Regions from separate parts of the Homo sapiens genome. Here all the other regions are linked to region 4. A link is a contact called in ENCODE Hi-C or POLR2A ChIA-PET data. All regions are on one chromosome and are shown on one strand. Each heading gives the region's core, a stretch centred on a gene start or an enhancer-like site at or near the end of the contact. The rest is flanking DNA. Distances are from core to core; before and after follow the strand shown. Region 1 overlaps SLC22A23 (solute carrier family 22 member 23). Region 2 holds the start of KU-MEL-3 (a long non-coding RNA gene). Region 3 overlaps CDYL (chromodomain Y like). Region 4 holds the start of PRP4K (pre-mRNA processing factor kinase PRP4K). Region 5 overlaps CDYL (chromodomain Y like). Region 6 holds the start of SLC22A23 (solute carrier family 22 member 23).

Region 1 (4,830 bases), core at 510-3,009, 620 kb before region 4:
TTTGCCACACTTACCTCTGACCTACTGGGCAATCTTTGCTATGCCCAAAGGACATTTTTCAATGTCCTGCATCACTTGACTCTGCTGTCAGCCCCTTCCTTGGCTCCCTGGTAACCAGCCTGGTCTGACTCTCCACTGACCACACAGTCGGTTCCTCCCTGTCTCTCTCCACTGGTTCTTCTACCTCCACCCATTTGTTGCTCAGCTACAGAGCCCCTGGGTGAGCTCAGCTCTGGTAACCTTTAGTTGCTACCTTCATCCTGAGGACACGGGGGCCTTGCTCCTGAACTTCTGAATAACAAATCTCCTGGCAAATCAATCCTCTCAGATGCCCTAAGTCTCCATCAGCTTACCAGGTCTGAAACAGAGGTCATCATCTTCCCCTGTCAGACTCATGGGAGGAAGGGAGTGGTCGGTAGCTTCAGACTCTACAGGATTTGGAATCAGAGTAGAATGCTTGGGCTGAATCCCTTTTATCACCATTCAGAGAAAAATCCCCTCTCCAGGTATCCAGGCAAGTCCCCTGGCCCTCCTTCACCCTTCTCCCCATTCCTCAGTCATTGAGGCTGTGATTCTGCATCCTCAGTGTCTCTCCTGCCCCATGGCCATGGCCCTCATTCGGGCTCTTCTTCCTCGCCTCACTACCACAGCAGCCTCCCAGCTCCTAGCTTGGCCTTCTTTTCCTCTTTGGCCTGCTCACACTGCAGCCTGAGACATTTCTCCAAAACATGCATCTAAGGCTTATCTTTCTCAATTGAGATCCTTCAGTGGCCTGCCACTACCTTAAGGTCATGGAGGATAGGTCTGTGTGTGTTGTTCCATCCTCCTTCCTTGGCTTTGTTATTCATAATTTAGATTCCGACCCCAATCACCAACACTACCCAGAGTGCACTAGGCTCTAGCTAAGCCCTAATCACCCACACTACCCAGAGTGCACTAGGCCCCAGCCAACCCCAATCATCCACACTACACAGAGTGCACTAGGCTGCAGCCCACTCCAATCATCCACACTACCCAGAGTGCACTAGGCTCCAGCCAACCCCAATCACCTATACTACCCAGAGTACACTAGGCTCTTCTAGGATCTAAGCACCCACTGCAAATAGCAAACACCTATTCTCCCTGACCCCACAGAACTCACAGCTCAGGAGTCTCCTCTGGTGCTCACTGTCCCAGCAGGGTGTGTCTCTGCCTCTTCACTCACTAAACTCTGAGTGCGCTAGAGGGCAGGAGCACGTACTTGCCTCTATGTCCTCAACACTCAACAATGGCAAGGGTTTAGTATGTAATCAAGGAACCAACTGTCCATCCCCTGGCACCCGACAGGTCCTCACATGTTCATGGAGCAAATGAGCAAAGGAGAAAATTGTGCTTCCGGGCAGGTCATGAAAAACTAAAACTTAAACTCTTTGTAGCAGAGCCTATCTGGCAGGATGCGCTGATTTGAGAAACAGTTGTTGACAACAAACTTTCATGGCTCTGCACCATTTGAGTTATATTTCTCTCTGTGCTCTCAGCCAAGAGTCTGTCTTTTCAATAACAGCAAGTCTTGGCAAACCAGTAATGATTTTGCTTCCCACTAGATACATTTGGATGTTTTCAAGAAGCCTAATGTTTTGCTTTTTTTTTTTTTACTTGTTTTCAAGGTGACTGATTTATTTCCTCTTTTAATTTGCTTTTAAGAACATAAAACAAAACAAAGTCAGCCCAGTATTGCTCTCTTACACTCCTGAACAATTTTTTCTGGTCGACTCAGCTTTTAGCTTCAGGTCCCATCCTGTCTGTCCAGGTGTGGAAAAAAAAAAAACTCCCAGGGAGTGTAATAGGATTCCAGCCAGCAAACATGTGGTAAGAGAGGCGAATGGAGCAAGCAGGAAAGGATTTCCAGCAGGGGCCAGCAAGGGCAAGGTTGTTGACATGAGGGCAGGGTCTGGAACCCTGGGGAAAGGGAAGCTGTTAACCATTAATCTTACCCTATCACAGCATCTCTTCCCAGCTCACTTTATAGATCGGCACTGGCGCAGCAGCCACACAGCGAGGAAGGATGGAAGTCCAACAACACTAGGTACTAGTGTGGACTTGAGACTGGCACATCTAGGGGGGTAAGAGGAAGCACCCCTGGTTTCACTGCCCCCACTCCCACCCCAAGAAATCTTCAACACTGAAGGAGGCTAATGGCTAAGAATTCAAAAGCCATAGAATTCTAAAACTGGAAGTTACGTTGAAGCTCAATAGTTTTCCATTTGTTTTGTTTTCCATTCATTTTCTCCACGAGTTATCCCAGGAAGCGATCGCACAGCTACACAAAACTTGGTTTAAATCTCATCCCTTACTTTATAGAGAGGGAGACACAAGCTCAGAGAGATCTCACAATCTGTCACGGTCACCGTCAGTCAACTGTGGAGTCTGCAATCCAGCTCAGATCTCCTGATTTTCAGATCTTTTCAGTTCCCCTTTTAGAGTAGTGAACAGCTTTGTTTCAAATGAAGCACAGACACACTACTGAAATTCCAGTCTGGAAAAAACCTAGTCCGTAAGGTTTTGACGCACAGTTTAAGAACAGCCTCCCCTGTGTGGAAAAGCATCCAAATACTCTAATTTTAAAATGCCCAGATATCTCCGAGTATTTGCTACTATTTTCCTCTGATTTGGACATAGATCTACCTTCACCAAATTCAAAACACCAAAAGATATATGCACTGGAAAGCCTATCTGTACATTTAGGCAATAGCTACATGTTTTCTTGCACAGACTTCTGGACAGAAGACTGGGCAGATGGGTCTCAGTGATGCCACTGGCCGCTTATTCTTTCTCTGTCCTCACATTTCCATTTTTAATATGCAGGTGAGATGATATATCCTTACATGCCCTAGAGACATTTGCATTTTTTCCAGAGAAATGTCTATAGAAAGAAAAGTCCAGGTTTTGGCGAACATATAGGTAGAGATAGAGAGAAAGGCCTGAGTAAATTTTTATTTGAAGGACTGGCACAATTTTGAGAAAAATCAGTCTTCAGTGGCATGTTGTGGCTCCCTGCTGGATGGCTCACCCCTCCAGGCTCTGACCCATGACCAGTGGCCCTGCCTAACTGGCCACCACAGCATTCTCGCCTTCCCAGGGGTTGGAACTGCCTCACCAGATGCTTCTATTCTTACTTACCCTGCAGTGAGCCCAGAAGCTCTGACTGCTCAGAGGTGGGATAAGGGAAGACAGTGGGGTACAGAGCAAATGCCCTGTTACTTTTTGCTTAGAAATTTACTCCTTTGCTTTTCGCAGTTTGCCCGCAGGGTTAGTAATGTGTTTCCAGTGAAGAAAATGACCAATGGAGAGACCTCAATCTGCTCCGATTTCCCTGTTGTGCCCATCTGAACCTCAGTAAAATCAAAATTCCTTTGAAGCTTAAAAAAAAAAAAAGATTTGTCGGCCAGGTGCGGTGGCTCATGCCTGTAATCCTGGCACTTTGGGAGGCCGAGGCGGGCGGATCACGAGGTCAGGAGATCGAGACCAGCCTGGCCAACATAGTGAAACCCTGTCTCTACTAAAAATACAAAAAAATTAGTTGGATGTGGTGGTGGGTGCCTGTAATCCTAGCTACTTGGGAGGGTGAGGCAGGAGAATCACTTGAACCTGGGGGGCGGAGGTTGTAGCGAGCTGAGATGGCACCACTGCACACCAGCCCAGGCGACAGTGCGAGACTGTCTCAAAAAATTTAAAAAAAAAAAAAGTTTGTCAAAGGCCTTCGGTAAACTCTGACTCATTTCCTTGGTGGAAATAGCCTTGTGAGTGGAGTTGGTCCCACCAGGAGAAGGGCTTTTTGCCCTGAGAACTTGCTGCTACTGGGAAGGCCCACGTATCTGAAGATGGGGAAACCGGGTGGAGACAAAGAGACGACCGAGCACGTATTCATGCGAAACTTTCCCTTCACCCAAATGCAGAGCAAATGTTTGCTCCCCAGAAGCCCACAAGGTAGCTGAAGCCATTTCTAGTTGACATCGGCAATCTCCATTCTCTTCATTCCACACTTTGACAACTCACTCTGTGGAGCCATTTGGCTCAGTCAAATTTTTTTTTTTTTTTTTTACATATATAGCATAGTGCTGATGCTTAAAGATCCTGTTGACTGAAATAAGTTGCAAGGAATATTAGTTCAGGGAAATATCAAAGTGTAAAAATATATGGGATAGTGAGAAAGAAAAAGCCATCCAACACCAGCACATTAGAAATTACTCAATCACTTCTGTCATGTGAAAAAGGGATCAGCACCCCACCCAGAGCAAACTCAAACTCTGAGTCTATTACCAGTTAAGTCAAGACTTGGCTTCTATTTTTGCAAAGTAATCAGTAACTGAGTCAGCTGTGAAATTCCTGGTTGCTCCTTGATCTTGTGTAACATTTATCCAATCATTTAGGCTGTTTGGGTTGAAGGAGGGTTATTACAATAAGAACATCTTTGAGAGACTTTTTCAAGAAAATTGTTCATTGTTGGGGGGAAAAAACCCTTCATTTGCCCACAGGAACTAAGGTTTGGTCTGTCAGCAAAAGGTATTGTTCATTATTTCAAACTGGGAAAGTGTAGCTGGTGGGGGGCAGTTAGAAGTGGAGAGGGGAAAAGGTAGAGATCAAGTTAGAAGAGACACTTTTAAACAGTATTTTTTATTTAAAAAAATTCTCTCCCACAGGACTTACTACATCCAACATCAAATCAACTTAAAAAACCACCATCTCTCATGGCTCCATTTGAAGAAAGACACATCCTTCACAGTGCTATATTACCTTGTCTGTGATATTATGGATCCTGGTTAGGAAAAGGATTCATACCACAACCAATCA
Region 2 (4,826 bases), core at 1,481-3,980, 590 kb after region 4:
ACTGTTTTAATCTTTTAAAAACGGCAATTTTAAACAGCTCAGCCAAATAGTCCCCTTGGTTCTCAAGCAATCACTACTCTAACATTTCAGAATTGTCTGGGCTGGGGCTGGGGAGAAGTCAGCAGGAGAAAGAAACACATCTCTCACCATGCTTCCTGTGGTTCTGACACCTTCTTCTCAAGTACAGTTTAGTGGAAAGAGCCCTGGTTTAAGACTCAGGAGACCTAATTTTAGCCCCAATTGACTTCCTATAGGGCCTTCGACAAGCCATTTCTCCTTTAAGTCTCGTTCTGTTCAACTGAAACAATATCATAAACATTCTCGTGATGCCGAAATGAACTGACGGATGGGAACATGCTTTTTTAAAGTGAAAATTATTACACAGATAATTCATAAAGGCTACACACATTATAGTTATCAACTCCTATTGATATGTGAGTGTGTATACTCCCGCAGGAGAGAATAAACTTTGAATGCAACCATAACTTATTACCCCTTTGTTCCAGTGTCACTTCTGATAGCAAACAATGCCAAAACAGTAACAAATTGCCATTGTATTTTCCATTAGTCATCAGAGTATAAAAGATTTGATAAATAGCGAGAAAACACATTGGCTCTTTCGGGTGGGAAATCCGTGTTATTGACAGTAGCAAATTACATGTCTTTGAAAAAGATGGTGTCACGGTTCTTAGAGATTATTTGCATTGCTACTGAGACATAAGAAAACCTCAAGGAGCTTTTAAAGGCCGTGTCTGTGAGATGAATGGTCTGGTGTCCTCACCCAGCCCCCCTTGTTCCAGCATTCGTGTGACACTGCCGGGCAGCTGCCTTGGCATGAGCCTTCTCTGTCCAAGAACAGACTGCCAGGCCTGAACACGGAGAGGAGGAACAGCCTCTGGGGTATTCCCTGACTTTGGGGAGGCACGATGACCAGGCTGGGGCCTGTGCTTTGGGGGAAAGCACACAAGGAGATCGAGGGTGTTTTTTCTGTGTCCTCTGCTCCTGTCCTTGCCATTGCCTCTGCGCAGCTGCCTCCTGTTCTTTCACTCCGGTGACAGCCCGGGCAGATGCCTCCCTCCAGAGCCGCTGCCAGCCCTACTCCATGGACAGCTGTCGCCACGGCCCCAGGAGAGCAGCGTGACCACCGGCACCAGCCATGAGGAGGGCACATCTGCAGAGAATCCCCTACCCCTGGCTGCGGGCCTGAGGGCTCAGCGCCCTACTGTACAGGACGTTCCCAGCTGGCGCCACTTAACACGAGCCTCTTCTTCACTTGGTTTTTCACCTCTGAGATGTTCCGCTCTGCTGCAAGCAATAGGGTGTTTCACAGATCCATACTTGTCTTTACAATTTCCAGGCTTAGGAAATATTTTTAAATTTTATTGATGACCTTTCCAAAGTTTAAATGAGTTAGCCCTTGGATGTTAAGAGGAAATAGTATTTTAAAGACAAAGTAAAAGAATGCCAAATCTATGAGGACATTATGCTAAGTGAAATAAGCCAGTCACAAAATGACAAGTATTGCTGATTCCACCTATATAAGGTCCTAGATTAGTCAAACTCGTAGAGACTGAGAGTAGAAAGGGGATGCCAGGGACTGCAGAGTGGGGCTAGGGAAGTGGGGAGTTAGGATTTAACGTGTACAGAGTTCCAGTTCGGGAGGATGGAAAGACTTCCGGAGGTTAGGCACAGGGGCTCATGCCTATAATCTCCACACTTTCAGAGACCAAGGAAGGAGAACTGCTTGAGGCCAGGAGTTTGAAACCAGACTGGGCAACATAGTGAGATCCCATCTCTACAAAAAATTTAAAAAATTAAACAGTGTGGGGACGTGAGCCTGTAGCCCCAGCTACTCAGGAGGCTGAGGTGAGAGGATTGTTTGAACCCAGGAGGTTGAGGCCACAGTGAGCTGTAATCACACCACTCCACTCCAGTCTGGGTAACAGAGCGACACCCTATCTCAAATAAATAAATAAATCTTTTTAAAAATAAAAGAATTGGATATGATGTTAAATTTTATGTTATGTGTATATTGCCACAATTTAAAATTTTTTAAAGAATACCAAATCAAGAAGTGCTAAAGTTCATGGAATTACCTATATCAGAGGTGGTGGGAGTCAGGAGTATGGAAAAGAACCCTTCAAATGAAAAGGTTCATGATTATCGAAAACAGCTTGTCCTGTTTTTACCAACTGGAAACTTTCTCTAGGAAAGCAGCTATTCCTAATGGCATTTCTAAAATTATGCAAACACAAAACCAAAAAGAAGGCAGGCACCCAGTAAAGTTATCTAAGACTTTGGTGGGAAAATAAATAAATAAACCTGCCGCCTCACGGTTGTTTCTCCTCACCTACAAGGCTTTGATTTCTGAGATGGGGCCTGAAGCAGGAATTCCTCACACAATGGATGCTCAATTTGTCACAGGATGTGCCTCTCCACTCTCATACCAGATAAAAGGTTAGCCTGGTTTTTCATCTAGCTGTGTCTCCCTCAGAATCAAAACTATCGTCCTCCTCAGTGCTGGATCGAGTCCTTTCATCTTTAATTTGACCAAAATGGAAACCAGGATCATGAGAATTCCTCGGGGCTGGTGTTGAAAGGAATTTCCCCTGCTCTTGCCAGAGTCTCGAGGGGTGGCCTCCTTCCACGGGTGAGTAACCACAAGTCCATGTGACCGAACAAACAGCATATTCTTTTGTTCAAAAGAGAAAAACAACATTGAAGGAAATCAGCTGAAGAAAATTGAGATGAAAGCCAGTCCACGCCTCAGCATCCTGAGGAAATGTTCTTCCTTGATGCTCTGAGCTCTCTAAGAAGTTACCACAAAACCAAACCCATCAGAAGTTTGCAGGACGTCCTTGTTTAGAGCTGGGAAATAAACCACGAAACAGCGCAAAGGAGAGTCCAGGCCTGCCAATGCTTCCGCGAACTCCTCGCCCCGACCTCATCCTTCTCCAGCTCCTACCTGCAGGCCTCAGGTGAGCTCCGGAGTCTAGTCATTCCTGTTGGGAGGCAAGTGTGTGACTGGTGTGCAAGTCAGGTCAGGAGGCTGCCTTGGTGTCCAGCAAGTCTTGTTTGCGGAGGCAGGGACTGCTGGGTTGGGGCACTTCCCGACCCTGTTTCTGCTCTTCTCCCCTCTGCAGGCCTCCTGACCTCCAGGCTCCTTACCCTCCCGCTGGCCTCTGCTCTACACTCATCTTTGTGCCCTGCTTCCAATCATGCCAGGCCTCGGGGTCCCTGTCTCTAACTTCACCATGAGACTCAGGTGCTTCTCTACACTCCACCCTCTCCAACACTGTTTGGAATCTCAGGCTTGGTCCCAATCCTATGGGCTAACTTTGAAAAGACCGCTGTTCATAAGGAGAGAGAAAGGAGGAAGAGATGAGAAAGGAAGACAGAGAAAGAAACTCTATGATCACGGTTTTTCCAAAATTCATGGTTAAATTAGAACTTACTATGTGCAAATATAGAAGCACGGGTCCACAGAGTTCCAGAGAATGAATGCTGACGACTAAGCACCAGCCTCCACTCCCTGCCCCATAGTGAGTATCCCTCCTCTGTGTGCTCATGCTGTGAATCCCCCCCATTCTACCACTTCTCCCCTCATCACTGGCTTGCTGTAGGATCAGAAGTTCCTTAAGAACAAGAACCTTCTCCCAGTGTATCCCCAGCACCTAATACAGAAGGTAATAAGGAGGAGGCATCTGCTAAACGCTTGTTGAAGGAGTGAAATTGAGAGACCAGGAAGGGCCTGCAGGCATTGTGGTGAGCCTGCCTGTTGTCCACGTGGCTGCAGCAAGCAAACATGGGTTTTCCTTGGAAGGACTGTGGGCCATCAACCCATTAATTGCCGAGTTGCTTCTATCAGGGCAAGGCTGTGGAATCCTGTTATCCTAGACAATGAGGTACAGGGTGCAAGCAGATCTGTGTGCTGCTGTCTTCCGGTAAACGGACCAAGTTCTCACTTCCCATCCTCCTCCCCAGTCTCACCCACCCGTGCTCCCAAGAGAGCAATTCATCATGTCAGTGTCTGGTGTTTTCTTGAAGGCCTGTGCTAAATAAAGTGGATTGTTTATAAAGTGGGATTATTCTCCAAGCACAGAAGCAGATTCCTGGGCAAGTTGTTGCGCTGAGTGTAATTAATGAAATGCTTTTTGGACCAAATTGTCCAATGGAATGAGATCACCCACTGCCAGACTGGGTCATTCAGACCCAAAATAGATGGTCTGTATTCAATCCTAGATTTAAAACACACACACACACACACACACACACACACACACGTTGCTTAACGTCCTTCGCATCAGGAAACTACCAGAATACAGCAGACTGCGATTGTTAGAAGTGTAGAGTCAAGGTACCATTTCTAATTTTCTCTTTTTTTCTATAGTCAACACTTATTCAGTGAGCCGAGATCATGCCACTGCACTCAAGCCTGGGGGACAGAGCGAGACTCCGTCTCAAAAAAAAAAAAAAAAAAAAAAAACAAAAAAACAAGAAAATTTTCTATGCATCCAGGTTAACATCTTTGAAGCAGCATTTTCTGTCATCCACTGGAGCACTCATTTAGACAGGACTGCATAACTGCAAAGCACCCTGGGGCCTGGAGCAATGGTGAGCATGAGGCATTGTAACTTAGATGTTGCTTCAGTGAGAAAATGCTTCTCCTTCCTTCCAGAAGGAACCAACAGAAAATGAGAGGAGAAAGAAAAGGGCTGAGAAAAGTAGCTTTGACCACTTAGCAACAGTATTTCAGAATCATTACTCTAGAGAAAACAAGGAGAACTCAAAACTTTCATAGATTATGTCCCACGCAAAGAGTTTGC
Region 3 (4,969 bases), core at 884-3,383, 890 kb after region 4:
TAATTATCACAGAGTCCATGCACTGAAATGGAGGTGTTTAATCACAAGAACACCTCCGCAGTGCCTGTGTGATCGGCCGTCCCTATGTGAGCTGCTGATCTCAGAGACAGCATTAGGATGGCGACCACTGCCCCAGACGGCCCAGTGCTCTACCCCTAGCGTGATCTGAACTGCTGAAGTCAGAGAAGTCCACGTTGGATAAACAAAGCCAGCCCAGTAGTAACCTGGCTGTCACAGTGACCGTGTGTCCGTCTTACTGAACCTGGGTTTACGTGACTAGGATGCTGACACAAGTGAGTTTGCGCATGGCTTGCTGTTCTCTTCAACCCTCTCCAGCCTGAATAGGAATGTTAAACCCACTCAGGAATTCTCGTTGGTCTAAAGGACTGTGTTCATTGGTCTTTGACACTCCGTCAACCAACTTAGCGGGGTTGACCTGAGCCTTCGGACACGATGTGCCTGTGGGTGCCTGCCTCTCCTCCCACGAGACAGACCTGAACTGTCTCCTCAGCTGCTCAGCTGATTGTGAGAAATGTATTCTGTGACAAAGGCAGGCCACATTTCAGCGTCTTTTCTGAAGTGGCATGCTTAATTCCGCAGGGGCAGTGGGGGGATATTTAGAAGCAGTCGGTGGGAGAGGATGAACTGCTGAGTTTGAAGTAGTGAAAGGGGAAATCAGTCATAAAATTCATGTTTGAGAATTACACCAGTGAAGCCGTTGACTGCCTGGGTCAGAGCCGAAGGGCCATGTTTAGTGGCTGGGAGCCACTCGCCCCCAGCACTGGCTTTCTGCATGCTGCACGCCTCTTATGTCAAGTCTTTGCCTCCATTTTTGTAGGACCTCTTCTTTTTCATTTTTTTTAGTTTTATTTGTTCCCCTTTTTATTTTATTTATTTTTCATTTGTTTAAATGTATGGGGTACAAGTGCACATTTGTAACATGCATAGATTGCATAGGGATCAAGTCAGGGCTTTTAGGGGATCCCTCACCCACATAAACATACATTTCACCAATTGAGTAATTTCTTACATAGGACCTTTCTACTGTCAACAGTAATTGTGGGAATTGTTTCTACAGTGATTTAAGCCTTGAAAGAAGTAACTTCCTCCTAGTAAAATTGTAAAATCAAATGGTAAGATGACGTGGTCTCTAAGGAGGAGTGTCTACAGCTTTAATTACTACACTGCTAATGGTGAGAGGGTTGTACATTTTATCTGGTAAGAGAAAGTCTGCCTCTCCCATGGGCGGATGATATGACTTTTATTGAATGGAAAACCGGATGGAGATTATTTTTCATCTTGCTAATGTAGTTTTAAATTATGTATTCCATGTTCACATTGTAATTGTAGCATTTTCTTGCATGACACTTTCAGCAAAGTTTGGTAGCTGTTTCCCATGCTTGGCATTACCTCTAAAGGTGAAGTAACATAAGAATTGTATAGGAATACCATGAGAGCATAACGTGAGCATTATCAGCTAGGTGAGTGCGGAAGATCACACTGTTTAATTGCTGGATTGCCAGCTTCTGACCCTTCTCTGGGAGTGCGGCTGCCTCTGTACCTGCTTCATGACAGTACAAGCGTGAAGGCCACAGGAGAAAAAGAACAGGACCACACAGCCCAGACCAGCCTTGGAAGGCATGACATTGCGTACAGAGTGTATCGGTTGCTTCTGATTTCCGTGATTTGAACCACTCTTTTATTATGGACTTCAAAGGGAAAGTAAGCATAAGTTTAACTTCTGTGCTTTGGTTTTTCAGATAAACCTTATCTGATGGGACAAAAATTCTAAAACTATGGCAGCTATCAAAATTGTCACAGCTTTATAACAGCAAACCAAGAGGAAGAGTGGTGTAAAAATAGACTCAGTCTGAGTTTTGGTTTGGTTTCGTTTTATCTGGGGGAGAAGGAGGTTGCCCTAGTAAAATTTCTACTTGCAAAGTCTTCCACGTGCCATTTTTTCTGTTAATATGTTCTCAGTGAGTGGTCTAAACTAAATGTATTGTGTTCTATTAATCACTGTTTACAGAAATTTGCCATTTAGGAATGTATATTGTGCAGTCTAATGTGTGCATTTCCCAGTTTTCACAAGGGGTTTTCTCATGTGCATGTAATAAGCAGTTCCACACTGGGTTTTCTTGATTATAGAGTCTGTGTAACGCTGTGACAGCCTGGGGTGGCACCTCGCCACAATCTTCAGAGTTGCACATTACTGTGTAACATTAGAAACTGCTGCTACTCTGAGCTCAAGTGAGTCAGGGGTGCACCCCAAGAGCTGGATCACTGTAGGGCCAGTGGGTTACCAGGTTGTCCTCCTACAGAAAGGGGAGATGGGGGGAAAACAGACCACCCTGCTGCAGTTTTAGCCTGCATTTCCATGAGTTATGGAAGGATTGGAAGAAAAGCTGACTGTCAGAGTTTTGCTCTAATACAGCTTTTTTGTGGGTTTTTGTGTGTTTTCTTTTTTTCTGAGACAGGGTCCGGCTCCGTCTCATCCAGGCTGGAGTACAGTGGCTGGTGCCATCTCAGCTCACTGCCGTCTCCCCCTCCCAGGCTCAGGTGATCCACCTCAGCTTTCCAAGTAGCCGGGACTGCAGGCGTGCACCACCACGCCTCACTAATTTTTGTATTTTTTGTAGGGATGGGGTTTCACCATCTCTACAAAAGATGGGGTTTTGCCCAGGCTAGTCTTGAACTCCTGAGCTCAAGCAATCTTCCAGCATCAGCCTCCCAAAGTGCCTGTAATAGGCATGAGCCACCATGTCCAGCCTCTAATACGGTTTTTAAGTATTCTCGGATGCTCAAAACTGATCGCAAAACCGGATTTCAAAATTACTATATAGTTTTTGTTACTGTATTTATAAAACTTAGCACATTGTGGCTTTTAGGTTGCTGTTATGGTGAGGTCAGCTTCCTGTCTTGGATTTTGAGTAGCTTTTGCCCTCCTCTAGAACATGGTGTGTTCAGTTAGATGCTCTCCCTTGATCCTTTGCTCTTCAGCATGTCCTAAACGTCTCTGTTAGACAGAACCATCAGTTCCACAGTTTGGCCCCCCTTGAGCTCCGTGTTCTCTACCACCCCACTTGGTGCCCATAAGGAAAGAGACACATAAAAGCCCCTCCTTGCTGTCAGGGGGCTCATGGGCTGTCATTCCTCAATGTACTTGGTGTGGACCCCTGAAATGCCAAACACATGGAAAATTCTAGCACCCTAGTTAGAGGAACACTGCATGACAAGTTCTTGTTTCTCCTGGCAGCTTTGTAAGTACCCAGGCATTCCCTTGCAGAGATGGGTGTGGTCCCTCAGTGATTGTCCTGGGAGCCATTCAGAACCATAGCTATGGGTGATCCTTGGCAGCACCTGGTTAACCTGATGGGAAAGGGTCCGGAACCGGGCAGGCCATCCAGGCCGTGTAGATGATCAGAGGGTGCGAGCACAGGATTTAGGCATTGGTGTTTCATAGATGGATAGGTGGTATGTCCTTGGGCCCTAGTTTGAGAAACACTGATCTGGGCTGAAGCTGGAGGTTTGTTTTAGAAATTTGCTTAAGGAAGTATCTAATTTCACTGTAGTTTGCTCAGCCTTTAGCTTTGCAGATTAAGCTAGCTACTTATTGAAAATACCTCCTCAGAACCCTCTCCTCCTGCCCCCCACAGGCAACCTATATCCTTGGCTCTCCAAGCTTCCAGGGTCTGTTTTTTAAGCATAAATGCTTCTACTTTTAAATAGTACTTACAAGATCATACGTCACCTCTGAGCTTACGTCTCTCTTTCCCCATTTTCTCCCCTCCATCCTGCAGAAATGGAACTTTAAATTCTGATCCAGGAGAACCAGTAGCCCACAGGCAGTCCTTTGACCTCCTGACCTGCTATGCATCCTCTGCCCTGCAGCTTCTCACATCCCCAGGTGGAAATGCTGTGCCCCTTCATCCATACCGTGGCACTTCCTCACTGGAGGTCACCTCTCCTGTGCATGGTCACATTCTGCCTGTCTGTTGAGAGGCTCCGTTCTTCGCTGCGTTCTGCTTACCTGGTTAAGCCACAAAAGGTTCTATGCTTAGACTAGACGTGGGATTTAAAAGTTTCCATGTTCGTGTACAGGAGTGTACAAAATATGCATGAGCAAGTGGTCACAGTCATAGACACACCGTGCCTTGGGGGGCCCCAGGTCATAAGATGGTGTTCTCTGTATTTCACCTGACGCCTTTGGTTTTGTTGCTCTGTGAGAATGAGGGCAGTCTTTTAAAGGAACTCATCCAGAAAGAAAGGAGAAGCAAGTGTGTTGGAGAGAAGATACATTTATCATGTCATTACTAAGCCCTGTATTAAACTTATTGTAAACACTAGGGTAATTACTGACTCCCTCCATGTGAGGAATCAGGGAAGGGCTGCTGTGTCCAGGCTTTCCGGCGTCCGTAAGTGCTACCTCCAGCTATTCAGTAGCTCCAGCCGAAAGCCATGCCCTCCCCTTTCCTGCATCCTTATTATCAGCTCTGCTGCTCACCATTGCCACCACCTTGTCCAAGCAATTGACATCAGTCTTTATTGCCTTTTTCCAATCCATTTCTCACACACCAGGAGGATTTTTTATAGATGTAAGTCATATATTACTGCCCTGCTTAAGGGTGTGTCTTCGCTTTCTGGTGTACTTGAGATAAAATTCATACTTTTTTTTGTTTGTTTTTGAGACGGAGTCTCCCTCTGTTGCCCAAGCTGGAGTGCAGTAGCACCATCTCAGCTTGCTACAAGCTCCGCCTCCCGTCTTCATGCCATTCTCCTGCCTCAGCCTCCCGATTTAGCTGGGACTACAGGCTCCCACCACCACGCCTGGCTATTTTTTTTTTTTTATTTTTAGTAGAGATGGGGTTTCACCGTGTTAGCCAGGATGATCTCGATCTCCTGATCTTGTGATCTGCCTTCTCGGCCTCCCAAAGTGCTGGGATTACAGGCATGAGCCACCGCACCTGGC
Region 4 (5,038 bases), core at 2,214-4,713:
AAATTACGTTCTCATAAACTTTGTTTTGTAACAAAGGAAAATTCTGCCCAGTGTTCCAAACACCTCAAAGTTCCAAGTCTAGGTCTAAACCAGAGTCGTTAAGTATTCTCTGAAAAGCGATCTACTCTTAATTGACATCTGGCGACTCTACATGGACCAATGGCTTCCTCCGCAGGATGTTATGATCTTTATTTTGTTTGTAGCCTACGGAAGAATGAGCCTATTAAGAGCTTATTGAGATTGATGATTGCACAGTGTAGCTTGAAAGGTCCAAATTTAATCCGTTTCAACGGGAGGAACAAAATTCAAAACTGTTTTCAAAGTATTTCGAGAATGTGTCCCTTATCTGGAAGTAATACTTAAAACGAAGCAAACAAAGACGGTAAGAGAAAGTCACAAATGCAAGCTCGCGCCCGAAGCCAGCCTCGGGCAGGTACACTTTGGTGTGGTGTGGCGGCGGCAGGGCGCCAAGCGCCGTGGTTTTTACGGTCTCGTCAGCAAGCAGGGCCGACCTCCGCTTTATCGGACAGGACCAACGCAGGATCCGGGGCGCGGCGGCGACAGGGCCCCGAGGCAGATGCCCGAGCTAGAACTCTGGCGCCTACTTACTCCTCGGCCGGCCCGGCTGCTCCGAAAAACGACCTCACAGGAATGGCTGCAAGAGCGCCGCCGCCGGCAGGGGCTGAGGAGAACGAGCCTGGGGCTCCGGGCCCAGAGATGAGACGCTCTGGCTGGGAAGCAAGGAGCATCGGCACCGACGGATAGAGGCCGGTGGCCCTCAGGTTGAGCAGGCGGCTTCGGGGCGGGGAGAGAAGGGACCAAGGCCCACCGCAGGCCTCAGATCCTCCCACGCCTCCCCGCTGCTACCCAACGATGACGCAAGTACGCATGCGCCTCCCCAGCTGCCGCTGGGAAGAGCGCGCTCCCCAGGGCCCCGCCCCCTCCAAGGATTTCCGGGGAGGCGGGTTCCACTGCTGACTTACCGGTTTTACTCCTCTGCTCAAAAGGCGCCTGCCCGAGGCCGCTTTCCGTTGCAAAGGTTCCTGAATTTGGGGAGGAAGAGCAGCAAGACTGAAATATTGGGCATACGTTTGTTGCTTCATAAACGTTTGCTGAATGAATAAACTGATACGCCGATGTTTGCTTTAATTGTAACTCCCCCTGCCGCAGTTCCCAGTCTTTGAAAATTACAACAGCAACATAGTTTTGGGCGTGTCCTTGACAAATGTGTTTCATTCCCCAGGTAGTACCGTGCAAGTGAACTTGGTGAGAATTTTTTCAAGGAAATTTTTGCCAGCATCGATTTTTGAAACTTAGTTTTTACCATGCTCTTTAAAAAAATAAACACTTGGTTTGTTCAAATACCAACTTTAGTCACACAATCTGGCTTCAGCACCTATTGTTCGGGCCCCATATATCGTTCTCCACACTTAGGATGCTTCATCTCCACATAAAGCATAACTGCAAAATACACAGGGCAGAAGGAGACCTGGGAGATAATACTATGGTTGCAGAAATTAAGACCAGCCTGAGCTCTCGACAACAAGAAAGAGACACAGCGAAAACAAGGCATTTATTTATAATAGGCTCTTGCAAGCAAGGAAAAATAAGGCATTTTCTGATTCGAACGTAGTGCTCTATTACCCCTACTCAACAAACATTTGAATGCCAAAGAGCTGTGAGGGTGGATGCTTAACAAGCAGATGCTAAGCGAGGTTATATTTTTGTAGGAAGCAGCCTGATAAGAAAAGAGCAGATTTTCGAGTCAGATTTTAGTTCAAAAATCAGCTTTGTACTTGGGAACTCAATCATAAGCAAATTACCTTACCTCTTAGTGTCGGTTTGTTCATGTGTAAAACGTGTTAATAGTACCTGACCCAATCTCTTGCCTTCAAGTATATCACTCTATTTCCAAGATGAGATCTCTCACAGTTCTACTACGTACACCGTTAATTTTAACATTATTTAAAAATAGTTTACTAAGTTTATTTCATTTATTTATTTGAGACGGCGTTTTTGCTTTTGTTGCCCAGGCTGGAGTGCAATGGCGCGATCTCGGCCTCCCGGGTTCAAGCGATTCTCTTGCCTCAGCCTCCCGAGTAGCTGAGACTACAGGCGCCACCACGCCGGCTAATTTTTTGTATTTTTAGCAGAGACGGAGTTTCGCTATGTTGGCCAGGCTGGACTCGAACTCTTGAGTTCAGGCAATCCGCCCGCCTCGGCCTCCCAAAGTGCTAGAGGATTGCAGGCGTGAGCCACCGCGCCCGGCCCTAACATTTCAAAACGTTTGGAATTCAGGCAACAAGAGACATTTTGTAAGAACATTTAAAACCCTTCTCCCCTGGAAATCAAGAGATATGTATGGAGTCTGGAGATTCCGAACTCAATTTTCTAGGACAAAGGCAAACTCAGATGATTACAAGAATGAAAGTGATCGTCACGCTGCTTCCAGGTTCCAAAGTATGGATAATTTTTTTTTTTTTTTTGAGATGGAATCTTGCTCTGTCGCCCAGGCTGGAGTGCAGTGGCGTGATCTCAGTGCAAACTCCGCCTCTCGGGTTCAAGCGATTCTCCTGCCTCAGCCTCCGGAGTAGCTGGGATTATAGGCGAGCGCCACCACGCCCAGCTAATTTTTTGTATTTTTAATAGAGACGGGGTTTCACCATGTTGGCCAGGCTGGTCTCCAAATCCTGGCCTCAGGTGATCCGCCCGCCTCGGCCTCCCAAGGTGCTGGGATTACAGGGGTGAGCCACAGCGCCAGGCGAGAAATATTTTTTTAAAGAGGAATTAAAGAACCTAATTGGTTTTGAGAGTTCTCCAAGAGCCAGTAAATGTTTTCCCCACAATATTCCATTCTACCCCATTACTGTAGAGTCGTTATAGAAGAAAACAAAATCACATAACGCAACTTGGGCCAAAAAACATTACACGTTCCAATTACGGAAATAACGAACTGAATCGTGTCACCCTTGAACTATGTAAAAGTTGAAAAGATGTTCAGTGTTAAATGTAGTAACAGTTCCACATTAAAAGATATTTACGTTCGAGTTTACAGTATTTAAAAATGCCTTTCTACACACTTTCCCGGGAAGTTAATGCCACTTCAGTTGAGCTGTCTAGCGAGATGGTTAAGCATTTACTGTGTCTCTAACACCGACCAGGGGAAAAATCATCAATTCGTTTGCCCGAGTTTAAGAGAATTTTCACCTAACTTCTAATCTCCACAGCCAATCAGTTCTTGGAACCGCACACCCGATGCCGACATCCCTCTCTTGTTGGCTCCCCTCGTTAGCGGGATTCAATAACTAAACGTCCATTTCTAGCATTGACTGAAGAGCTCAAGCTTGACACTCGACCTCAATCCTTAGCAGCACCGCCCACCATGCTCCCGGAAGCTGCGACACTACGCCCTGCGCTAGTCCCGGGACGTGGGGTTTTATATCCGGATTCTTAGCGCGGACTCAGAACCCAGCTCTTCCCTACACGGTCGGCACATGCGCGGCAGCTCTTTTCCTTCTTCCTCCACTTCCCCTACCCTCCACCGTCCGGGAGCCGCCGCCACCGCCGCCGAGGAGTCAGGAAGTTCAAGATGGCCGCCGCGGAGACCCAGTCGCTACGGGAGCAGCCAGAGTAAGTAGTCTCTGTGAGTGGGCCAGAAGCTGGAGCCCGGGGACTGCCGAGTGGGAGCTGCACGGGGTGGCGGGAAAGTTCGGGCCTAACGGCGAGAGTCAAACTTTGCTTTTTCCGGCGCGATTCGTTGTGGGGTGGGAGGCATGGGGAGCAGGCGGCCTTCGAGCTTCCTTCTCCCAGAGGCCGTGGCTGCTGGGGTGAAGGCGGCCGCGGCCTGCCGCGCGTCGTTGCCCCGGGAGGCGTAGGCGCGAGCGGCCTCTACAGGTCCGGTGCGCGTGGCGGCTGCCGCGGCAGTGAGGTCGCGCTTTCCTATGCCTCTTTTGGGGACCCATCTGAGCTCCCTGGCCGCAGCTCTTAGCGGCATCTGTGTTGGGGACACGAGGGTCAGTGGCAGCAGGCGGGCCAAGCCCTAAGTCTTTTCTTCCTCATGCGGTACCCCCAGTCGTCCTTTTACTGGTGTCAGTTTAGGACCTGAAAGCAGAGAGCGGAGGTGCTGGGGTCACACTCTCTGGCCATCCCAGAGCTAGTCTGTGGCTAGCGGGATACTTGATCTCGTCACCTTGTACTCTTTAGTCCAGCAGTCACCCAGTATTGTTTTGTTTTGTTTTGAGTGCCTACCGGCAGCTTTTTTACCAACTTGCAAACTTGAGGCAAAGTAAGATAGAGTCTTTGGTTTTGAGGCCTGGCATTTTTTTTTTTTTTTTTTTTTTGCCTGAGTTTATAACCCTTCTTTAGGAGGACGAGTGGAAGGAGTAGTGGGAATTGCTAGCTACTGCCAAACCACTTTATGTCTATAATTAAGCTAACATTAAGAATCCATGCGGCCAAATGAAAAATGAAAAAAAAAAAAATACGAGTGTATGCTGCAAAGGTTAACCATTGGTTAACTTAAAGCAGTATTTTGCTGTTCATGTCTATGTTAGGAAAACTCAAACAAGAACCTTAACAGAGAGAATGGATTTTACGGCAATGTTCCTATAGCGACCGTTTTTTTTTTTTGTTTTGTTTTTTGTTTTTTTTTGCATCTGCACTGTCTGATCTGTTTCCAGCCATCTTAGAAAGAGGTATAGTCTCCCAGCAACTTGTGACTGAGCGATAGAAGAAATCTTTGCCACCAGACAACCTGACACTTAATTGCTGTGCATCCAGTTTTGGGCTCCTCAATCATCTGCATTACTCAGCTAGGCAGAGAAACGGAATTTTTAATTAAGGGCTTTTCAAAACTGCTGTATTATTTTTACAATTTGACTTAGCAGAGAACAAATGGATTCTGAAGTTTTAAATTAGCTTTAACCTCTTACTGTTTCTCACCAAGTTCATTGTGTGGCACAATTACAGTGTTTATGCCAGTACCGTGCAGATCTCATGCTATGTGGTTACATTTTCTACTAATCTGAAAAGTTCTGTA
Region 5 (4,656 bases), core at 1,368-3,867, 920 kb after region 4:
CATAAATCCTTGGCTGACTCTCAGCGCCTCTAAGACAGCTTCATTATTATCCATTCAGGGTGAATTCCATGAACTTAACTTTTATTTTTAAAATACAAACCACCATGCCTCCTATGGTCACTTTGCATGTTCTCCATAATATCACGCTGAATGTACACATAATATTGTGCTTTTTGGTAGCTCTGCGGTCATAAGAAAATCGGATGTGTCAGCCAGTGCCTTCTGGGTCCTGGCTCCGTTTTCCCGTGTAGGCTTTTCCCTGGCTCCACTTGTGAGCCCGCTGGTGCCTCGCCGGGTGCAGCTCACTCCTCCCTCCAGCGTTGAATTCCCTTGGACAGAGGCTGTGGGCTTGTGGCGCTGGGATCAGTAAAAGCAGAGGAAAGCTAGATCCAGCCAGGTTTAAGTGGAGATCTCCTTTGTTGAACTTGATGTCACTTTAAAAGTTCACTTTCATCAGCTCCCTGCTCCGTCCACTCTCCCTACTCCACACAAAAAGCTGGATTGATATTCTTGTGAAGAGCCAAGTCCTGCTTTAGGAAAACCAACTTGTTTCTTCTTTATGTGACTATATTTTTGTCAATGTGAATTTTCCTTAATGTAGTCTGGCAAGATCAGAAAAATAATTAGTTACACCAGAGTCACTTAACCTTTCCTTTTCTTATTTGCATTTAAATTAATTTTTATGTGGATAAAAGCTCTTCCTGTGTATATTTTTCATTTCTCTGGTGTCTTGTCTCATGTTCCTTAAAACTTGGAGGCAAAGGACTTCATCGTAGCAAGTTTCCAAAGGAAAAGCGGGAAGCAAACAGGAAGATGAGGTTTCATATTAGGTCACCAGGTATCTAGAGCAGCTGACTTTGTGACGAGGATTCGTGGTTTGCAGTTTGCAGGGTAATTGCAACAAAAATATTCTGCACCTTTGTGGTTAGAACAAAATTCTTTCAAGTTCATGGACAGCATTAGGCTTTTGAAGTCTGCCAGAACCAGTAGCTGCCACTGGGTTTTAAGGACCAGGAGACTTCTCTCCCCAAAAGTGAGGTTTCTTCTTCCTCCCACAGAGGGAGACCGGGGGCCCTGCCCAAGCAGTGCCCCAGGGGCAAGAGGATTTGGGAGAGAACAAAGTGAGCCAGTAAACATGCCCCATGACCCTGACCTGTACCCCATTAGTCCTTCAAACGAAGGTGCCATTCAAATGAGAGAGACCTCAGCCATGGAAAGCAGCACACTGGCTGCCCAACTTCAGGTCCCTGCTGCCTCCTTCTCCCCAAACGTTCCTTTGACAGTCCCTACATCTTATGTGATTTTCCAGCTGTTTGATATTTCCAGATTAGTAAATGTCCTTTAAAGGAAGAGTTTTGTTTAATTATAAAGTCTTTTTAGACTAATTATGTGGCAAATATCAGCCTCCTTCCCTGCCATACCCAACAACAGCCTTGAATTCAATTCCAAAGAAACAAATTTAACTTCAGTACATTGCATGGCAAACATTTGAGTGTTCATACATTTTGATTTCAAGTTTAAAACACACTTGGCTGAAGCCCACAGAAGCAGGGGCTACTTGGGAGAGGACCGTCCCAGGCTTGAAGGCAGCCCCTGCCTCGCCTCTGGTTCCTTGTGCCTTGATTTGCAGCTCCCTTGGTTAAGCCTTTATGGTCCTGGGAAGTTTCTACTAGGCAGAGAAAGCATTTCTGTAAAGGTTTTCTTTTTTAAAACAAAACGAGTCTCTGTGTGCACCACATCCATTTCTGGCATCTCAGGGCTCACTATTCAGAATGGCCAGTTCCCATTCCCTGAAAAGGGAAGGGGCTCTTTGCTCCAGAGCATGCTGGTTCATTCATACCCCGTCCAGAAAGAGCCACCAGCTTCAGGTGAAGTCACCATTCCAGGCAAAAGTAAAAATAAAATTTCAGTTCCAAAAAATGCCTTCAGCCTATCAAAATCTAAGTTTCGACTTACCAATATCTATTAATATTTTAGAAGCAGATTTTTTTATACAAATATATGGGCATGGAGGCAAGGATATATGAAATAATTCCTTTTACTGTTTTTCTGTAGAATTACCTTCTTATTACCTTGACTTTGATCATCGCTTTTATGTTAATTTATTGCCCCATCCGTGGTTTCCAGATGTCAGCCTGGGCAACGGCTATAACAGTTTGCCTTCTGTTCCATAAGGCAGATGAAATTGGAGCTACTCAGATTTTGGAAACAGCTGTTCCTTATCATTGAGAGACAGTTCAGCAGTTTTACCTTTTCATGAGTCATCAGTTACTGGGCCTAGGAAATGTATTTCCATCTTGTGTCATTGACCCCATATCTTCAAAAGATGACACAACTGAAATAGCTTCATGTAGTTCTTCTAGGCTTATTTCAAGAGTCTGCTTAAAAGGTTGTCTGACACTCTGATCATTAAACCCCAGTGTGATCTTTCTAAGAATGCCTCAGGCTCTCTCATTTAGAAAGACTTAGTGCAACTCATTCATTTGAATGAGTTAATTCTTGCTCAATGCAAAGATCCCACAAACCTTGGGGGCTAGGCTGAGGTCCAGCCGCTAAACTCTGCAATTCCTCACTCTCCTGTTCATACACACACAGACACAACCCTCCTCACCTCCCTGACCTGCCCCTGCCAAAAAATATGAGTCATCCGTCAGTGTCTCGGGGAGTTGAGTGGGGAGCTATCTCAGATGCTGAGTCATGATTTTCAGAGAAGATCTGAACAGATTGCTGTGGTTTTAAATTGCTGAATTGTAGAGAGCATCTAGATTGTTATTTTCAGTATTAAAGATGGGGGTCAGGTTTAGAATCCAGCAAGTGAAAAGCTGTCCTTACTCTGCACTTCTGATCTAGAACTCAGCCTGCACTGAAGGGACTATCTTGTGTTTCTTCTTTTCTCCACTGTGTGAAATCATAACAAGAAACAACCTCTGAGCATAAGATCAGCTTCTAGTATTTAGGGGAAGAAAATGCACATTCCTAAAGTGGTATGACACCAAGCTACCCTACATTGAAAAGCAGCCTACTTTTCCAGCCTGATCTAAAGCAAATCCCAAAATAGCATGGGCTTGATTTATTAAACCTCTGTCCTGTGCAGAGGCTGCCCCACGCCTGACCCCACTGTCCTCCGAACTCCTGCTGCAGCCGTACCCTCCAGCCCTCAGTGGAGCAGGATGTGGGTACAGGCCTGAGCCCTGTGCTGTTTGCTCTTCTTGTTTGCAGGTCGCATGTCTTGAGCCAGCCTGTGACACTCTTGTCTCTGTATCCCCCAGACTGTTCAGTCCACTTCCACATAAACTCAGGAAATAGCAATTATTGCCAGATAATCAGTGAGCTGTCTGAAATCATGAACCAAGGCCAGACCCAGATCCCAGGGTTTTTGTGAACCCTAATCCACCACCGTACACTTAACACCAGGCAGTCTTAGTATGCCCTGGGCCAGATTTCCTCTGTGACAGCTTCTTGATTTGTCTTGTGAAGCCCAGAATATGTACTGGGCTCCTGTGTCTTCGAGGGAAGACAGGTTGGGGAGCAAGATGTGTTGTTTATAGAGCCCGAGAGCCACCTGCAAATTCCAGTGCAGCTCATGGCTGCATGTTACCCTGTGGCCTTCACGTAGGGCCTGTAGTGACAGCCACTACATGCGTGGGCTCCAGGCTGTCACCAAACCTTTACAACACGTAGTAAATAAGTCTAGGGTCCACAACTGCTGGGGAAGGCCTTAAACAAATCTCAAGTCTTCAGGATTTCCGTAGCATTTACATCTTGGTAAATTGAATTCCATAATAGACTTTTCCTTTGCTCAAATATGCAATGTTTTGAGTAATTCCCCATTTATTTTTCATTTTAGAAACTTCGTGAATACTTTCATTCAATTTAAGAAGCCCATTATTGTAGCAGTCAATGGCCCAGCCATTGGTCTAGGAGCATCTATATTGCCTCTTTGCGATGTGGTTTGGGCTAATGAAAAGGCTTGGTTTCAAACACCCTATACCACCTTCGGACAGAGTCCAGATGGCTGTTCTACCGTTATGTTTCCCAAGATAATGGGAGGAGCATCTGTGAGTACCTTTTTAAAAAAAAAAAAAAAAAGTCATTCTAGAAAGCTTCCTGAAGAAATCTAGTTTGGTTATTGTTTTTCTAAAGCTGTACAGTGTGTCATTCTGTGGGGACTTTCCATCTTGTAATTCAGATTTGGGTTCATAGACGTTGTTGACCTTTGTTGCATCATTCCCTAGAGAAGGACTTCATTCACTGAGGAGCCTACCACTTTGCATAATTCACATGGATATCTACTGTTAGTAAATACCCAATCAGTAACCCAACCAACAATTTGCAATTGAAAAGTTCTTCACCTAATAACTTAAAAACTGCACTTTTAAGAGAAGGCAATTTTAAGAGGGAGCAAAGTTACATAGGATTAGAGGGTTGTCGTCCATATAATTGTGTGTTTTTATTTCTTTAACTGTTTAATCCGTTCATTATAGTAGTTTGTGTTTGTATTGTAGCTTGTGATTTATCAAGCAGTTATTCACATCTCATTCTCTAGTCCTTGAAATAGGGCAGGAGGTGGTGTCACAGGTCAGGTTCTCCAGAAGCAGACACTGAGATGAGTTTGGCACGTGGAGAATTAGCAGGTAGTCAGTACCTGTGGAAGGG
Region 6 (4,890 bases), core at 2,116-4,615, 560 kb before region 4:
GGATACATGCTGAAGACAGCATGAGGCTTATTTGCAAGAGAAAGATCATGGAACAGAGCAGGAAAGAGGCACAAAAGGCAGCTTCTCAAACCCTGAGCTTTTATCCACTGAAAGAAGGCAAAGGCTCCTTCCACTTTCTGCTTCTACTTGGGATGTGGGCTGACAAGCACCTGACCCCTGGAACTCCTGCACTCACCATAGTGTACATCCCACATTAGTGCATCTGATACAGTATTCAACATACACAGCAGCACAGGAAAAGTCTGCCTTCCAACATGCCAAAATGTGCTTGAAAAGCTCTTTGAAGCATTTGTTATGTGCTTGAAACACACAGAACACTGGGAAGGCAGTCCTTTATTTAGATCTTTTTTGTCTGTGAAAATCAATATGTCCTTTCTAGGCTTTACTGTATAAGAAAATGTGTGTCTAATTATTGTTCCCAGGTTTCCCCTCTCAGTCTGGCCCAGTAACTGCAACGTGTCATCAAGCATCACCCAAAACATGCCACACACATGAGGGCTGTCTGTGACCCTCTCGAATGCTAATTTAGAAAAACTGCCCAGCTCTCCAATATGCCTCCATAGTCTGCTTTTAAGAACTATTTTTGTTCTCTCCTCCCACCGTGCATGGCTGAGTGTGAATAGCTGTTTCCTGGGTCCTCACTGCCAAGGTAATGGCACTCTATCCCATCTCATCACTTTCAAGTTCACCTCTACTTTGACCCCAGGACACAGCGCTCTTCACACATACTCACTTTGATCCATTATTCTCCCTCTGCTCTAGAAAGACACTTGAAATACTTAACAATGTTGCCAAATCCTCAGTCTGTCAGACATACACAGTGATTTAAATAGTCATTGTTCTTAATTTTTCTTTGCTGCTAAACCAACAAAGAAATATTGCCCTCCGTGAAGGGAAAACAGTCACAGAAACACCTTTAGAAAGCAGGGGGTAGGAGGTGGGTGGGATCAAGGTGAACCCAGCTAGAAGGACCTTCCCCATTACCTTGCAGGGCAGCAGGGGCAGCTCAGTCAGACAGTTCCCACAGGACAGAGCATTTCTGGCCAGGTTGGTACAAGATTAAAACAATGATTATGATGATGTAAGAGTTTATCTTACACATCCATGAGCTACAACTGTTAACCAATGCACACGGGGGGAGGAGGTTACATGCACATTGACTATTTAAAACTGTCCAATTTCATACATTTCGACAAAGCATTTAAAACTCTGCCAGAACAGCCCAGAATGGGTAGCGGGTGGGGTGGAGGAGAGTCTGTATTTACTTTAAAATGTGAATTAATTAGTTTAGACACAAGGAGCAAAACTACAAATGTCTTGATATCTCTTATATGTTAAGAATAAAATTACAGCTGTCTAGGGGCATTGAGTGTCCACCATTGCCCACTCTGTGTTTAGGCCTTCACACTTGTCTCACAACTCCCTTCTGCTACATTTCACACCACGCAATACCTCTGCAAGGGAGCTTTAGCTACAGGACTCAGAGGACAAGGTGCATGTTTCAGCTAAAGCACACCCCCGTTCTCAGTGCCTCAGCCCAAAGCAGCTGCTGTGTAAGAGCGGTGACGGCCGGGGAACACCCAAATGACATATTCTCCGCGTCCTTCCTATACTGTAGTGATGTTTACTGAAGTGCTGAGAAAACATGGGAGGAGACACTGGGGTAGCAAAGCCTAAAGTCAGATATCTTTGGGGAGGACTAAGCATCGGCTGCGGGTTGGGGATTTGCAGGAGTCTTTGCTTCTCTGGCTCTCCAGTTCTTTAGTAGGCTTTACCTGTGTCAAAATCAAGTGCGAGATGGAAGACTATTGCTTTGTGGGAGACCCAGGGACAACTAGCCGGGCAGAACAGGGCTGTGGTCCCGACTCCCCCAGCAGACCTTGAACGACGCCAGTCCGACTCCTCCAGAGGGGGCTGGTGACAGGTCAGCTGCCTCGCCCCGAGGGTGGGGGAAGGGCGCGCTTTCCATCCGCGTACTGGGACAGGAGTTTGGGTGCAAACTAGTAAAGGCTATGGTGCTCCCTTTACACCCAAGTAAAGGCATGTGGTTTGGGGGACGGAAGGAGATTAAGCCAATGCGGAATGCCCTACACACACTCTAGCACCACCACTTTGGGGACTTCGGTTCTCCCGCTGGCTCGGGCTTGGACCTCGGTCTGCAGGGAGAGGGTTGGAGGGACTGGGCGGCTGCGGCCCTTACCTTGCTGACCACGTTCTGGACGAGGCCGGCGCGGATGCCGTAGTCCCATGCGCGGCAGTCACAGTTGGAGGCGTTGTCCCCCTTGTCCGGAGGGGATGGCAGGGGTGGTGTGTCGCCTCCGTCCGCGCCGCTGCTGTTGCTCCGGTTGCCCGCAGCCTCCCAGGGGGCAGTGGCGAAGGGGGTGGTGGGGAGGCTGGTCCAGTTGCCCATGTCCCCGCCCCGGCCTGTGGTGGTGACCCCTGCCAGCTCGGTGCCTTTGCCGGCCCCGCGGCACCAGAAGTTGGGCTGGTCCAGGAGGAACGAGTCCGAGAACTGGCTGAAGCCGATGAACAGCGCCGGGATCCAGGTGAGCAGCACGAGGGTCTTCTGATAGCCCCCGCCCAGGCCCCCGAGGAAGGGCAGCACCGACCCGTCATAGTCCAGCAACAAGAGGCTCGGGGCCGCAGCCGCGGAGCAGCAGCTCGGGTGCGGGCCGCCTCCAGGATGCAGTGGGGGCAGCGGCTGGATCTCCGCGCCGCCGCCGGGGCCCGCGCGTCCCCCGAGGGGCGCCGAGGCCGCCGCGTCCCCGGGCGGCAGGGAGCCGTTCTCCTCGGCCGGGGCCGGCTGCCGCCCAGGCCCGCCGCCCGCCGCCTCGCGCCGCCGGTCTATGGCCATGGCCCGGGCCCGCGGCTCCCGCAGAGGCGCATAGAGCGCGGCGGAGGCTCCGCGGGCGCCCCGGGCACAGCGCGCCGGGCCAGGCGCCTGCAGCCGCTGCCGCCGAGGAGGGCCCGCGGCTCGAGAGAGAGCGCTCGGCGGCTCCGGGTGCGTCAGGCCGCCCCCATGTCACCCGCCGGACCCCGCGCCCCGGGCGCTGCGGCCCCGCTCGGGCGCCGGGCAGAGGCGGGCAGAGGCCGGCCGGGCCCTCAGCCGCCGCGGCTCATCAGTTCCGCGGCCCGGGCGCCGGCTGCCGAGCCCGCCGCTCTCCGCTGCTCCGCGCCGGACGCGGCAGGAGGAGGAGCCGGCGCCGCGCCCGGCCCGCGCCCTTGCCGGCGGTTCAGGGCCCTGCGGGCGGCGGTGCGGGCAAAGGCTGCTGCTCCCGGGGTGGCCGCGCTGTATTTCTCCGACTTCGGGCGCCTCCCGGAAGCCGCGAGCTCTGGACCCAGCCTGCCGAGCCGGCCGCGCTCTCCAGCTCCTGGAGCCGGCCCCACTCCTCCTCCTCCTCCTCCTCCTCCCCCTCCTCCCTGCCCCCCGGCCCGCCCCCTCTCCCCCCGCCGAGGTGGAGGTAACCGCGGCACCTGCTGCGCTCGGCTCCTGCTCGCGAGCGCCCCCTCCAGCCCGGACGCGCGGCCGCCGCCGCCCGGGATCCACGGGAGGGGGGCGGGGGAAACGGGACACCCCGGGCCCGCCTGGCTGGAGGATCCCCTGCCCGTTGCCCGTTTCGCGCCGGGCGGGGCGGGGGAGGAGGAGACGCGCGTAGCAGGGGTCGCCGGCCGGCGACGGGTCCCGGCAAAGTCGGCGTGCGCTGAGAACGTGTGGGCCGGGTCTTCTCTGAGGCTGGGCTCCCGCAGCCGCGCGGGCCCCCCACCCACTCCGCGCGCGCCAGGTCTCCGTGACCTCTGTCTCTTCAGAGGTGCCCGGCGGTCCCGCTGCCCGCGCCCCGCTCCCAGTCCCAAGCCCGAGGGTCTTCAGCCTTCGGGAACAACCCTCTGCGCTTTTTCCAGGAGCGAATAAGGTTGATTTTTGTGTCCGTGGAGCAGGGTCAAGGAGGCGCCTTTGCCAATTTCAGGTCGCCAGTCCCCCGCAGTGTCTGGCCACCTGCGACCCGCCGCACCCACTCCCAAATCGCCATTTCTTCCCCCACTCCTAAGTGCATGCGATGTAAGCACGATGCTGGGATATATCTCCAACACAAGTTATAATACACACAGTATAAACGTGATGGCATTCCCCACCCCCTCCCTAAGATCTTGTATTCACGTTTGGAACGCCGTGTGCACAGGCGCACACATCTATACTCTCACACAAGAAGACAAACCTCTCCCTCCTCTCCTGCTCCAGCGCCAACCTTGCCCAGCCAGCGCTGTATAAATAACACCAGCCCTGCGGCAAACGGCTACATTAGCATATTTCCTCCTGCACCCAGCGCACGCACCAAAGAGAATTATCCGGCACCTTTCAACCCAGCGTCCCCACATTTTGGAGGCATTTCATATTCTGAGAAGTTTATTAATGGAAGTCTTAAATGGAGCAATCCATTTCTAGTCTTATTTGGGGCAAAAAAAAAAAAAATGTTTAGCTTTCCAAAAGGATATATTCTAAGCTCCATATACTGAATGTATTCTTTTGCATTTTCATTATTTGCTCAGCTAACCGCTGCACAATTTAGTGGAATACATTTTTAACCTGCAGTTCAGTGTTAAGGGCAACATGTGTTTACTGCATAAAATGCTGGCACATACGTACCAGAGAACTATTTCTGAAGGCTGCCGGGGGGCGGGTCTTGGGGGACAGGGGAGGTTGTGGACCTTCCTGCGTGGCCGAGAAGGGGTGATTAGATAACAATGGGCGGAAGGGGCCCTAAGGGCTGCAAAAGACACCAGACCGCTGAGAAATGGGTCTGGAAACCACATATATAAAGAGCTGGGGGCTTGGGGCGGGGGGGGACACGATAGTGCACGTTGTGTACGTGG

The links. A loop is a pair of places that touch in the nucleus more often than their neighbours do. ChIA-PET counts read pairs that join two places held with the same protein, here RNA polymerase II (POLR2A). Pooled maps may share reads with other maps.
Region 1: a map of aorta shows a loop between it and region 4 (2.6-fold over the local background). The contact joins the enhancer-like site here to the promoter of PRP4K in region 4. A Hi-C loop is called at or near these places in 2 of 168 maps with a recorded cell type or tissue (aorta and endothelial cell of umbilical vein) and 7 of 50 pooled maps. POLR2A ChIA-PET finds 5 or more read pairs at or near these places in 3 of 52 experiments (Caco-2, GM12878 and MCF 10A).
Region 2: a map of dorsolateral prefrontal cortex shows a loop between it and region 4 (7-fold over the local background). The contact joins the promoter of KU-MEL-3 here to the promoter of PRP4K in region 4. A Hi-C loop is called at or near these places in 1 of 168 maps with a recorded cell type or tissue (dorsolateral prefrontal cortex).
Region 3: a loop to region 4 is called in a pooled map, with 2.9 times the contacts of the local background. The contact joins the enhancer-like site here to the promoter of PRP4K in region 4. A Hi-C loop is called at or near these places in 1 of 168 maps with a recorded cell type or tissue (breast epithelium) and 3 of 50 pooled maps. POLR2A ChIA-PET finds 5 or more read pairs at or near these places in 3 of 52 experiments (H1, OCI-LY7 and Panc1).
Region 5: a loop to region 4 is called in a pooled map, with 3 times the contacts of the local background. The contact joins the enhancer-like site here to the promoter of PRP4K in region 4. A Hi-C loop is called at or near these places in 5 of 50 pooled maps. POLR2A ChIA-PET finds 5 or more read pairs at or near these places in 2 of 52 experiments (PC-9 and activated T-cell).
Region 6: a map of B cell shows a loop between it and region 4 (4-fold over the local background). The contact joins the promoter of SLC22A23 here to the promoter of PRP4K in region 4. A Hi-C loop is called at or near these places in 7 of 168 maps with a recorded cell type or tissue (B cell, CD4-positive, alpha-beta T cell, CD4-positive, alpha-beta memory T cell and 2 more) and 12 of 50 pooled maps. POLR2A ChIA-PET finds 5 or more read pairs at or near these places in 4 of 52 experiments (GM12878, HEK293, HEK293T and 1 more).

The regions. Positions count from the first base shown.
Region 1 is chr6:3,401,557-3,406,386 of GRCh38, forward strand. All of the region lies in intron 3 of SLC22A23 (solute carrier family 22 member 23), which reads right to left. Among named protein-coding and RNA genes, the nearest start is that of SLC22A23, 53 kb to the right of the region's middle. Within about 2 kb of position 1,760, at least 10 of the 41 ENCODE cell types and tissues checked have a DNase peak (open chromatin) inside an H3K27ac peak, as active enhancers do.
Region 2 is chr6:4,607,835-4,612,660 of GRCh38, forward strand. KU-MEL-3 (a long non-coding RNA gene) reads left to right here and starts at 2,731. Exons shown (of 2, transcript NR_122107.1): 1 at 2,731-2,978; 2 at 3,144-4,085.
Region 3 is chr6:4,904,903-4,909,871 of GRCh38, forward strand. The region is part of intron 2 of CDYL (chromodomain Y like); the gene reads left to right. It overlaps LOC105374897 (a long non-coding RNA gene), which reads left to right. Exons shown (of 2, transcript XR_926412.3): 1 at 1-1,722; 2 at 3,801-4,969. Among named protein-coding and RNA genes, the nearest start is that of LYRM4-AS1, 96 kb to the right of the region's middle. RefSeq lists an enhancer at 1,778-1,837 and a silencer at 2,208-2,257. Within about 2 kb of position 2,134, at least 4 of the 41 ENCODE cell types and tissues checked have a DNase peak (open chromatin) inside an H3K27ac peak, as active enhancers do.
Region 4 is chr6:4,017,837-4,022,874 of GRCh38, forward strand. PRP4K (pre-mRNA processing factor kinase PRP4K) reads left to right here and starts at 3,464. Exons shown (of 15, transcript NM_003913.5): 1 at 3,464-3,630. The coding sequence starts at 3,590. It overlaps LOC124901245 (a long non-coding RNA gene), which reads right to left and starts at 3,331. Exons shown (of 2, transcript XR_007059415.1): 1 at 984-3,331. RefSeq lists enhancers at 716-765, 3,295-3,604, 4,647-4,706.
Region 5 is chr6:4,939,699-4,944,354 of GRCh38, forward strand. It overlaps CDYL (chromodomain Y like), which reads left to right. Exons shown (of 7, transcript NM_004824.4): 5 at 3,848-4,058. Among named protein-coding and RNA genes, the nearest start is that of LYRM4-AS1, 62 kb to the right of the region's middle. Within about 2 kb of position 2,618, at least 10 of the 41 ENCODE cell types and tissues checked have a DNase peak (open chromatin) inside an H3K27ac peak, as active enhancers do; they include PC-9, where a contact is called at or near this core.
Region 6 is chr6:3,453,685-3,458,574 of GRCh38, forward strand. SLC22A23 (solute carrier family 22 member 23) reads right to left here and starts at 3,366. Exons shown (of 10, transcript NM_015482.2): 1 at 2,222-3,366. The coding sequence starts at 2,875. LOC643327 (a long non-coding RNA gene) reads left to right here and starts at 2,019. Exons shown (of 2, transcript NR_147844.1): 1 at 2,019-2,567. RefSeq lists silencers at 3,134-3,363, 3,424-3,643.